Regions from separate parts of the Homo sapiens genome. Here all the other regions are linked to region 2. Evidence: chromatin contacts called from ENCODE Hi-C or POLR2A ChIA-PET data. All regions are on one chromosome and are shown on one strand. Each heading gives the region's core, a stretch centred on a gene start or an enhancer-like site at or near the end of the contact. The rest is flanking DNA. Distances are from core to core; before and after follow the strand shown.

Evidence for each region. A loop is a pair of places that touch in the nucleus more often than their neighbours do. ChIA-PET counts read pairs that join two places held with the same protein, here RNA polymerase II (POLR2A). Pooled maps may share reads with other maps.
Region 1: a pooled map shows a loop between it and region 2 (7-fold over the local background). The contact joins the promoter of RPA3 here to the enhancer-like site in region 2. A Hi-C loop is called at or near these places in 2 of 37 single-sample maps with no recorded cell type and 8 of 50 pooled maps.
Region 3: a loop to region 2 is called in a pooled map, with 6 times the contacts of the local background. The contact joins two enhancer-like sites. A Hi-C loop is called at or near these places in 2 of 37 single-sample maps with no recorded cell type and 9 of 50 pooled maps. POLR2A ChIA-PET finds 5 or more read pairs at or near these places in 5 of 52 experiments (CD4-positive, alpha-beta T cell, CD4-positive, alpha-beta memory T cell, activated B cell and 2 more).
Region 4: a map with no recorded cell type shows a loop between it and region 2 (6-fold over the local background). The contact joins two enhancer-like sites. A Hi-C loop is called at or near these places in 29 of 37 single-sample maps with no recorded cell type and 8 of 50 pooled maps. POLR2A ChIA-PET finds 5 or more read pairs at or near these places in 2 of 52 experiments (CD4-positive, alpha-beta memory T cell and activated CD4-positive, alpha-beta T cell).

Annotation. Positions count from the first base shown.
Region 1 is chr7:7,717,207-7,719,906 of GRCh38, reverse strand. It overlaps RPA3 (replication protein A3), which reads left to right and starts at 1,300. Exons shown (of 8, transcript NM_002947.5): 1 at 1,300-1,392. All of the region lies in intron 2 of UMAD1 (UBAP1-MVB12-associated (UMA) domain containing 1), which reads right to left.
Region 2 is chr7:7,943,373-7,946,072 of GRCh38, reverse strand. No RefSeq gene overlaps it. Among named protein-coding and RNA genes, the nearest start is that of GLCCI1-DT, 24 kb to the left of the region's middle. RefSeq lists a silencer at 810-859 and an enhancer at 1,070-1,279. Within about 2 kb of position 1,357, at least 10 of the 41 ENCODE cell types and tissues checked have a DNase peak (open chromatin) inside an H3K27ac peak, as active enhancers do.
Region 3 is chr7:8,189,235-8,191,934 of GRCh38, reverse strand. The region is part of intron 6 of ICA1 (islet cell autoantigen 1); the gene reads left to right. Among named protein-coding and RNA genes, the nearest start is that of ICA1, 72 kb to the left of the region's middle. Within about 2 kb of position 1,379, at least 2 of the 41 ENCODE cell types and tissues checked have a DNase peak (open chromatin) inside an H3K27ac peak, as active enhancers do.
Region 4 is chr7:7,814,876-7,817,575 of GRCh38, reverse strand. All of the region lies in intron 3 of UMAD1 (UBAP1-MVB12-associated (UMA) domain containing 1), which reads right to left. Among named protein-coding and RNA genes, the nearest start is that of RPA3, 98 kb to the right of the region's middle. RefSeq lists enhancers at 283-372, 1,241-1,430. Within about 2 kb of position 1,340, at least 3 of the 41 ENCODE cell types and tissues checked have a DNase peak (open chromatin) inside an H3K27ac peak, as active enhancers do.

The DNA of each region.
Region 1 (2,700 bases), core at 51-2,550, 230 kb after region 2:
TGGAAAGGTTAGTGTACCACTTAAACACAGTACACTGATTTACCATCTCTTGTTTGTACAGAATTAAATAGTCTAGACAATTTAATTATTTTAATTGATCAGTGTAAGTTGTTGTGAACAATTCAGAATAAAAGCTCCAAGTACAAGTACTTTCTTTCCACATTATTCTTCTCATCTTCAGTTCACATATGAAAACTAAAGCCTCCTAAACTTAAGATTATAAAGTACTGCAAAGTACAGTAGTCACTAACGTGAAAAAAAAAACTACTACTTTCCATGGCTGTCTATAGCTCAACTCTCTGAAAAATATACAGTCGGTTTGAAGTCTTTTGTGAAATCCCTTGTGAGACTCTACTGTTGACTGTGGTTAGAATACATTCAAAAGTATAATCAGATTGCATCATCACCATCACCTGCTCAGAGGCAAGTTGAAGAAACATGTGCTCATGAGGCTGAAGCTGGCTTATTGTACTACACTCTCATGTGGGCTTGCCAGAGAGATTAGTCACCATTTTGCAGCTGGTTTCAAATTCAGTTGCTGCGATACAAGTGCAGATGCAATGGCTTACCCTAATTATATTGCTCCAGTTTAATCTTTCCATTTGTAGCATACTATATACTGGATCAAATTCAAGACTCTGGATTGGTTTCAAATAGAAGAGATTTCAAAATCACACATTTGTTATCCTCTCCTAAAGCTTGCTGATCATATTTCATCATTGTATCTGCTAGATCTTCTGAATTCACCCTAAAGGTGTTTTTAGCTCTCTAAACCATCACTAAATCTTGATAATTAATAAAAATGCAGAAAAAAACAGTTCTTAAAGCTTTTTTTAACACAATAAAAGGAAAGTTATGTCATCTCCAAAAATACTCATATGTTTTTTAAAATTTCAATTTTCTTCCTCTTTGGAATTAAATATATGAGCAAATTCTAAGGAAATTAATTGTAATCAGTGGTTTCTAAACTTAACTGATGGTCAAAATCACTTGGGAAGCTTTAAAACACACATACATTTCCCCCACTTCACCCTGTACCTGTTGAGTCATAATTTAAAGAGGTTTCTTTTTAAATTAATCTAGAAGTTAAATAAAGCTAATGCTGGTATTGCTTCTGAGAGTCAGAAAGAAAAAAGAAAGGTTCCTGCCTATCTCATGCAGGTCTTTTTAACTGCCTGCTACTGTCCATATTTAATAAATGCCATCTGTCAAGAATGATGTCTATACAAAGAGATGATGTAATCAGAAGAACTTTAAAATAAAAGAAAAAATAAAATCCTAGCATCATCAGATCCACAGAAGCTACTCAGATAAGAGGCTCCAAGAGGACATTTTTGGATGTGAAAAACAATGAGAAGGAGGACAACACACATTTACAATCGTCTTAATTTTGTAAGTATCTGTTTGAATTTGTTGGATACATAGTTTTTTCCTTCAAAATAACTTAAAGGTATTATTTTGAAGACACACATAGTCAAGTTTAGATTATGCATTTTTACTCCGTTCTTATTCATTTGTTCCATGCTAGTGCTGGGAATATGGTGGTAAGAACAGACAACCCATGCCCTCACTATGCATACAGTATCATCGATGGCATTATAAAAATATCAAAATAGTTTTATGGTTAAAATAAACTATAAGAAATTCACATAAGTATATTTCAAAATACCCTTGGGGATAAAAATAACACATTCAAGTTACAGCTGACACATTATTTGGAAAAATCACTCAAGTTCTGCAATTTCTTCTTCCCAAATTAATACCAGTTTTACTTTCTTATCTGATCTAAAATTTATAACTTATTATACAACAATGTGAAGTTAATAAGTGAATGGTATATCACAGGTTATTCAACACACTGCTAAAATTAAAAATCATTGTGTCAATTCTAAAAACTAGATTTCCCTAAACTCTAAAAGCTACACAACTATGACAAACAGAATCTACAGCACTCTGTGACTCTTAATATTACAATTAAACATCAAGTTTATTAATAGAAAAGTTTGGTAAACAGATTTTCACATGACATAATGTGTCAATTTGATAATTATGGCCAATCATAAACTTAAGCATAAAAGGTGATGGTAAGATAAAAACAAAATCTTGAGGACAAAATTTCAAACTCATGCTCTCATCCAGGCCAGAGTTCCTGAACTATACAATGACAAACTAACTTCTTTGTTAAACTGCATTTTACTCTTTACAAATACAAGTAGTTTTCCAAATACTCCATGCTGTTGATGCCCCAAAGTGGGAAAAACAGATGAATTAAATAAATAGAGGCCATGTTAGCCAATGTGATTGAGACCATTTCTTCATTTAATAAAAAAATCAGTTAAAGTGGGAAATCATAAAAAATACATGCATACCTTAAACATTTTACTTCAAAACAATAAATCATATTCATTTAATAAAGTAAATACTTCTGAAGTAGCAGAGTTGTCTGAGGTAAATACCTGAGGTTATCGTCTCACGCCAAAGAAACTGAAGGACGAGGACACACAAGGAGTGAGTTTAAGAGTGGAGTTTTAATAGATGAAAGAAACAGGAGGCTGGGCGAGGTGGCTTATGCCTGTAATTCCAGCACTTTGGGATGCTGAGGCAGGCGGATCACTTGGGGTCAGGAGTTCGAGACCAGCCAGGCCAACGTGGTGAAACCCAGTCTCTACCAAAAATACGAAAATTAGCTGGGCGTGGTGG
Region 2 (2,700 bases), core at 108-2,607:
GTAAATAGTGGGGACAGAGAGAAATTATTTAGTGTGCAAGGGGACAGCAGGAGGAGTGATGGTAAATGAAAGTCAAAACAAAGATGATTTAGGCAGCTGAACGAGTCACAGGCCCTAATGGAGAGATCTATTATAGGCTGTACAGCCTTGGGAAGGGTGGAAACCCCATCACTTGTGCCATTTACAGTTGGAAAAGCCATTAAAAAGTAGATCAGCCTGTTGGAGAGGGAAAAAACACCGCAGGTCCTCAGAGAATCAGTGGGATGACTTAATAGGTCTTTTCCATCTCAAATTACTGTGATGTAGTTTGTACGCATGGGGACCTGAGGTTCTAGAATAATTTTTCCAGCATTTGGGCTTCTTTACTATTACTACAAGGCCTCAGTGAAGAAATGATAACGGGTCATGGAATGCAGTTTCTGCATTGTAAGTGGAAGCCCACAGTGTACTGATGCTTTAGTATGAAGGCAGGACTGACTATGGTAAGTTTCACATTGTGATGTCAGTGTAAATAAATAAAAACACAATACCAATTAAGTCCCAAAACAACATACATATATTGACTGAGACCAAAGGCAGAGGGAAAGGACCTTTGTCACAGTTAGATGGTGGCTGAATAAATGAAAATTCAAGTAGTTTATTCTCTCATCTAGAAAAATACATGTCTAAATACTTAAAAGTCTATCTTTACAAAAAAAAAATAAGAAAAAAAATGGCCTTAAAACTATCAAGAAATATTTACTGTGTAGGAACTTTAGGACCCACATTTTGAATGTGTGCTGTATTTCTGTGCACAGCTGCAGTTGTAATTAGCAACTGACACATTCCGAAACCATGGTGGCCCAGAGGAGCACATATGTGCACAGGCTGTGCCAACCTGGGGCAATAACTGCAACTGAAAGGAACGGGCACAGCTTGGTCAGATGGAAACTGGGGCAGGCAGAGAAGGGCTGGTGTTACTGTGATTACTAGAAGGAGCACAGCTGTGACCATCTCAACCCTTCTCAGCCAGAGGATGACACGGAAGCAGGGGACAAAAATGGTAAGAGGGTGACAGGAGGGAGAGGCAGCAAGAAAGAAAGCAAAAGAATCCAGAGAGGGAAACCCACAGATGCAAGCTCTTTGCAGGTGGAGTATATCACAGATCCTGATAAAAATATTGTATGTGGTTGAGCACAAGTGAAACTTGGCGTTCTAGAAGACTGAAGTTTGCAACAAAAATTCAGGGTTTGACCTACACCTGACAGATATAGGTCAACCCTCATCCTGCTGCTCTCAGCAGCTGTAGCCAATAGGAGACAGTGCTGCCCAGCATGCCGGTTTAAGCTGCTGCTAATAGAGGGAAATCAACGTAACCCCATATTTCCTGCCTCTGCAGTCCTCACTTGTCTATACATGGCCAACTCAGGCGCAGGCAGAGCTGCTGGCTTGCTGTAACTGCTGGATGACTGATAAGTGGAATCTGGTGCTAGCATATATATTCCCACCTCATCTAGCTAAAAAATCTTTTGTAAAGCCTTTTAAGGGAGGACCATTAAAATTCAATTTTCCCTCATTAACCTAAATGCTTTCTTAAATTCATATAACCAGAAGAGACGTACTAATTCTTCACACCAACAGAACTTTAGAGATGTTTAGAGAGAGGAAATTCCGTGACAGAGGCCTATTTTTGAAAGGATACAGCAAAGGTTAAGTGACTTATCCCATGTTACTTAGAGGTGATAGTTAAGGCAGAAAGCGAACTGAGGGAGTGGTCTGAGATAAGTGAGGAAATTATGAAATTAAATCTGAAGAAAGAACATCATCACCAAATCACATTGGGTTAAATATCTATTGGAAATCCCAATTCAGTAACACACATTCCTTTATCCTACATGTTCAGACTAGTGTTAAAAGTGACTTCAGATATTTCCTATGCTCATGTTTTTTAAAAAAAAGTCCAACCATTCTCCTCAATGAACATGACATTAAATCAAGCTAAGTCCAGTCACATGGTCTCAACTTTACTCACTAAAGCTAGCAGGCAAGGGCCTAGTGAGTTGAATTAGAGGTTTAATTAGAAGAACAAGCAATAAATGCTAAATGTTCTGTTGCAACTGTGTAACTTTCTGTGGGATTTTATGCCTTGTATCTTTTTTCCTGAATTCCAGACCAACGGGGCTGCACTAGAACCCCAGAAGCAGAGAATTCCATAACTCAGACTCTTTGATTCAGATATTTTTCTTTTCATCACCTTGAGAGAGCAAATAAATCCCCCAAACTACTTTTCCCACCTCTCAAGCTTCTAGAGGATATTCTTGACTGGAATTTGTCCATGTTCTTAAATAACAGGTTACTTCACGTTCTTTGTGTTTAAATAAATGTAATTAGGCCTGTTTTTAAAAACTATGGAAAATATTAAAAAGAAAATTAAAATCATCTATAAACTTACCACTTAGTGGCAGCCACATGAACATTTTTGTGTTTCCTTATTTCTACACATATGTATACTTTCCAAAATTTGTCATAAATGTTTTAAAGGTGCTTCATATATTGCCAAATTGCCCTCCAGAAAAGTTAAATCAATTTATAATCCATTTTCAGTGAATGGTGTAATTTTAAAAGCCAGCTTTAAATTTGAGTTGAAAAATGATGCCTCACAGCTGTCTTTATTTTCTTCTATCTCCCTCAATCCTAAAGTTGACCATTTCTTTCCTATGG
Region 3 (2,700 bases), core at 130-2,629, 250 kb before region 2:
GGTGAAGGGTATCCAGGCATACAAAGAATTCTTGCAACTTTTCTAGAAGTCTGGAATTATGTTTAGTGTCTTTGTGATTTGAATTTTAATACGTTTCTTTATAATGTTCAAATTAAGAAATTAAACATCCAGTATATGAAAGAAGGAATGGCACTGAAAAAAGTGACATTAGTAGAGGTTTATATTGTGTTATAATATTATACAATATTATAATAATATGTAATATTACTATAGGCAATATGTATTATATAACACATATATACAGATGCTTCTTGACTTACAATGGAGTTATGCCCCAGTAAACCCATCAAGTTGAAAATATCCTAATCGGAAATGCATTTAATACACCAAACCTACCAAACAGCATAGCTTACCACAGGCTACCTTAAATGTTTTCAGAATGCCTACATTAGCCTACAGTGGGGCAAAATCATCTAACACAAAACCTATACTATACTACAGTGCTTAATATTTCACAGTAATTTATTGAACACTGTACTGACAATGAAAAACAGAGTGGTTGTTTGCGTACTTGAAGTACAGTTTCTGCTGAATACATGTTGCTTTTGCATCTTGGCAAAGTCAAAAACTCTAAGTCAAACAATCATAAATCAAACCATGGCAAATCCAGGACTGTCTGTACAATATTACAATACTGTATTTATGTTGTAGCTATTGTGATATAATTAGAATTATGTGCCAGCATGATTCTTTGCAAATTCAGTGAGACCTGGTCAATGTCTTTCAGATAAATTACCTAAGACTAGATGATAGCAGGGACATTATACATCAAAATAGTGATTTCAGTTACTCTCGTATAAAGTGGAGGGCAGGAACGATGGACAGCTATCATCTTAAAAGCTTATTGGAGTCAGACGATGGTTCCTCACATCTGCTGACCTGTAACTATGGAATAAACAACTCTGATGACCATTTGTTCATTATCATACTGGAGTCATGTTCCTGAGGAATTCCAGGGCAGTAAAAATTTAGAAGCTAAATGTTTAACTTTCCAGAATGTTTAATTTTTCTGCACTAAGTCAAAGCAAGGCTCATGGAAGCAAACTTCCTTGTTCCCTAAACACTCAGCCCAGAAAAATTGAGAGATCACACATGTAACCGTGAACTTTGCACTGTTAGATTTATAAACTTCACAAACCAAAAATAGTTTCTGTTGTTGATCCAAAAACCTCCATTCTAATGACAAACTTATGGTGGCTAAAAACCTTTTAAATGTTAGATTGAGTTCCTGCTTTGTCCCTCTGCATGTGATTGAGCCAGGTTAAGTTGATTTGAACCTGAGAAAAGAAACACATTGCCTCTGTAGGGTTTTCTAAGCCATCTGAATTGGTACTAAACCATTTCTGTGAGGTGTTAGAATCCTGCAGGGGGCACCAGAACATTCCAATGCAGTTGAACACATTTCATTAAGTCCAGAAGAGCTAACTGTATTACCTTATTATAATTGATTTCTCTACTGTAACGTTTTCAGTTCCATTAATATTATTTTTTTGTACATTTACTTTTACAACATTTGTGAGTTTATGGAATGTTTCTGCCTCTCTGAGGAGGCAGAGGAAGGAAAGAGATCATCTCTTGGATGAGTCCTTAGAAACTACAGCCATGTCTCCTCTGGGTAAATATGAAAGGTTTCAGCCCACTCGGAGAGTAAGGACTTTCCAAATGTTCCTAATCTGACTGCGGAAAAAAAAAAAACTGGAAGAAACTGAGAATTCAATTTACTTTCTTAGCCTTAAGGCTGTGTATAAGCTACCCTGTTATTATCATTATTAATAATAAACACAGTGAATGTCAGACAGGCACTTCATGGTAGATTTTTATATGAATTTTGTGCAAAAGTAAAGGGTTGCCAGGCTACTGCATAATATTACTCAGTTCTGGTCCAGGAGTACAAAATTCCACCAGGCCTCCTGAGCCCGTCCCTCCAATTAGTGGCTTACTTCATTACGAATAAAGAACCCTCATTACTGTGGGCCTTCAAGTGAAATAGGATCCCCTACCTCTTGAAATCCGCCTTTCTAAGTACAGACAGTTCCCAACTTACAAACAATCCACTTAAGAACCACCAAGGCATTCAGAGGCTGCTGTAGGCTCCTGCAGCTGCTGCCTGGGCCCCCTGCCCAGCCCCCCTGCCCAGCCCCCTCCCCACACTCCTGGTCTGCTCAAGGGAGCGCTGCCTACCCCCCTTGCAGAGCCAGCTGCCCACCTGCCCCTCGGACTGCAGGCTCGGAGCTGGGGGTTCAGTGAGGCCTCAGAGCTACCGCTGGTTTTATAGTTGAGCTCAGCTATGGGGTAAATAGGCTTTTGTGGCCTGGCCTGGGAACCGAACCACCATTTAAAAAAAAGAAGAAGAAAAAACCTGCCTCCATGGGAAAATGTATTCTGCATTCCCAATAGCCAGCCAACAAATGTTAGAATGACTGTGGGGGCTGTCTTCTGTCTTCATGCCCCTAGCAGAGCGAGGAGGCGAAAGAATCCGCCTGTGTGTTCTGGGTTCTGGGTCCAGCTCTAGCACTAAACCCAACATAGGACCTTAGTAAGCCCTTTAACCTCTGTGTATCACATCATCTGTAAGACAATAGGATTGTACTAAATGAGTTATAAGCCTCCTTCTAGTATAATGACCCCAATTGATCAAAGCTCTACCCTCATTTTATTCATTCAGAGGCATTTTACTCA
Region 4 (2,700 bases), core at 91-2,590, 130 kb after region 2:
ATTATTAAACATAACCTGAAAAACTAACAGAAACTGTTAAGAACCTGGTGAGAATAATTCACTTCGGAGAGATGAAGTAATGTTTCAAATATATTCCCATTACTCTAGCACCGAAAGGTAAGGAGGTTATCCAAAGTTAGAGCTTTTCATGGTTAAGAGTAATACTTAGATAACAAGTTCTTCTGTCTTTTGTCTAGTCTGACTGTTCCTGCACACATCAAACATTAAATATTTATTGAGTGGCTGATGCATGCCACGCACAGGGAACAATGATGAGTCAACCCGAATCCCCACTTCATGGCACTCCTGGTCAGATGTACAAGGTGTTAAGGGACCAGAGGGGAGACTAAATGGCATTGAAGATGAAAGATATTTGAGCAGGGGTTTGAAGGATGAACAGGAATTTGCTCAGTGAACACAAGACGTATGGGATAAAGTTCTTCAGAGAAGTGACAGAAATTGCACAAACTTCAAGAGAAAGGAATATACTCAAGAAATGGTAAGAAACTCTGTATGGTGACACAGAACAGACCTGAACGTTTACACAGAGGAGCAGGACCAGACCACGAAGGACCATATATGCACAGTAGACACAAATTACTGGATTTTATCCTACAGGCAGCTGAAGAGCCTCTGATGCCATCAAGTAAGGCAACTACATGGTCAGATTTGTGGGTGAATGGATTGAATGAAAGTAGGACTGGGCATTAAGGGCTATTACAAAAACTCTTTGTAATAATCCATGTGAAAGATAAGGCCAGAACCACTGTAGTTGCAGTGGGGAGGTAGAGGAAAGGACAGATAAGCAAGGTAGCCAGAGGAGGTAGAAATAAAGTGATTGGTGATCAATTGGGTTGAGAATGAAAGAGGAAGAAGTCAAAGATAATTCCCAGGCTTCTGACTTGAGAAGATACACCTCCATGCCAACTCATTCTATCAGCTTTCCTTTTGGACTTTGGCTCACTCAGATTGGTCACTGCTGCTTTGCCACATTCTCTTTGTCCCAAAGAATGTCCTTGAATGCTACCGACACTGGTGGCATATATCCCAAGGCAGTCATTCCCACCTCTGAGTGGCGGTGATAAGAGAGAAGCACCACTTCTTCCTCTCCCGGCCTCATCTCTACAGCCTTCAGCAACTAACAGCAGCAATCTTTTATAGAACACTCAGTTTAGTTCTGCACACAAATCATTGAAGTCAATATATAGTTATTGTGGACCTCACAGGAGAAGGCACTACGGAAAAGAGAAGCAAAGTGAAACAGCAGGTTTCTGCAGCGTTATTTATATAGTGGAGACAGGAAAACAACACGATGCAAAGCATAGGTTTTGTGGTTAGTCAGGCGCAAGTCTCAATTCCGGTTCCATTAATGTTACTGTTTTTTTTGTGACCTTGGGAAATGGGTATTGTTGAGCCTTGGTTTCCTCCTCTATAAGATATATAGATAATATTGCCTACCTCGTCTGTAAAAATTAATGAGTTAATACATGTAAAGGTCCTACCAGCATTGTGCTTAGCTTATCCAAGATTTTTTTTTAAATTAATGTCCTTCTTTATTTCTTGTCCCACTATGACTACTCAAAGACTTCGTGGCCCTAAATAGAATCCAGGCATCACTAATGAATGCTTCTCTCTATTTGTCCTCCCCCACCTCCACTGATATCTATTGTTGGACAAATGAACCTTCTAAAAGCAAAATAGGTTGATATCTATGTCAGAGACCTCTTGTAGCCTACCCAATATTCATCCTTCCTTTCATCTTTAATAGAATCCTGATTTTTCTGGGGGTAGTAGCAAAGTACCAAGCTAAAGTAGGCTCCTTACCAGGCTCCCGTGCCACTAGGGGTGGCCATATGTTATAATATGGCCAGTAAAACTGTTAGAGATTTTTTGAAAAGTTTCTGGACACAGTTTTATTCTCCCTTTGCTGTCTTCCTCCTTCCTGCTTCCTGGAAAATAGATATGATGGCTGGAGCTGCAATAGCTAACTTGCAACTATGAGGAACTATAGGACTTTGGTCTTAACATTCCTGAGCTCCTGAATCAATACTTTAACTACCTTCTATGAGACTTCTTGTCACATGAGAAAAATTAAGCCCCAAATTAAACCCCTGCCTTTTACTGTAACTCTCAATTGAGCATAATTCCTAAATGATTTAATCAATTCTACTCTACTCTGGCATGATTTTTAAGGCATTAACCATAATTTCCTTCCAATCTAAAAAGAAACTAATACTTACTGAGTATCTAGTATACATCAGATACTGTGTATATAGACATACAAATAAATATTACATATTGACTCACCAAATTCTTATAGTAACCCTGTACAATAAGTGGTAAAGCCAAGATCTGAGCTACAAGTCTGTCTGATACAGTTCACATTCTTACAGCTATCCATACTACAGCAAGGGTTATGAAAATCTGCCACTGTGAGGAACCATCACTCCCGAGACAATCTTTCTCTCTAAGTTAGAAAGGCACTTGTCCTACATCCTCTATACTGATATCAAAAATCCAACTGGTAAGCCATCTAAAAAGCATATCTAGGATTGAAAGTGTATACAGAAGGGAGACCATGAAGTGGCTGATGTGACAAGTAGTGAGACTTGCAAGATGCCTGCGGTACACCCTGCCCGAAAGCAGCTTGGCAAGGTTGATGACCTGGAAAGGAGGCTCCTTTCACCTGCATCTTCAAAT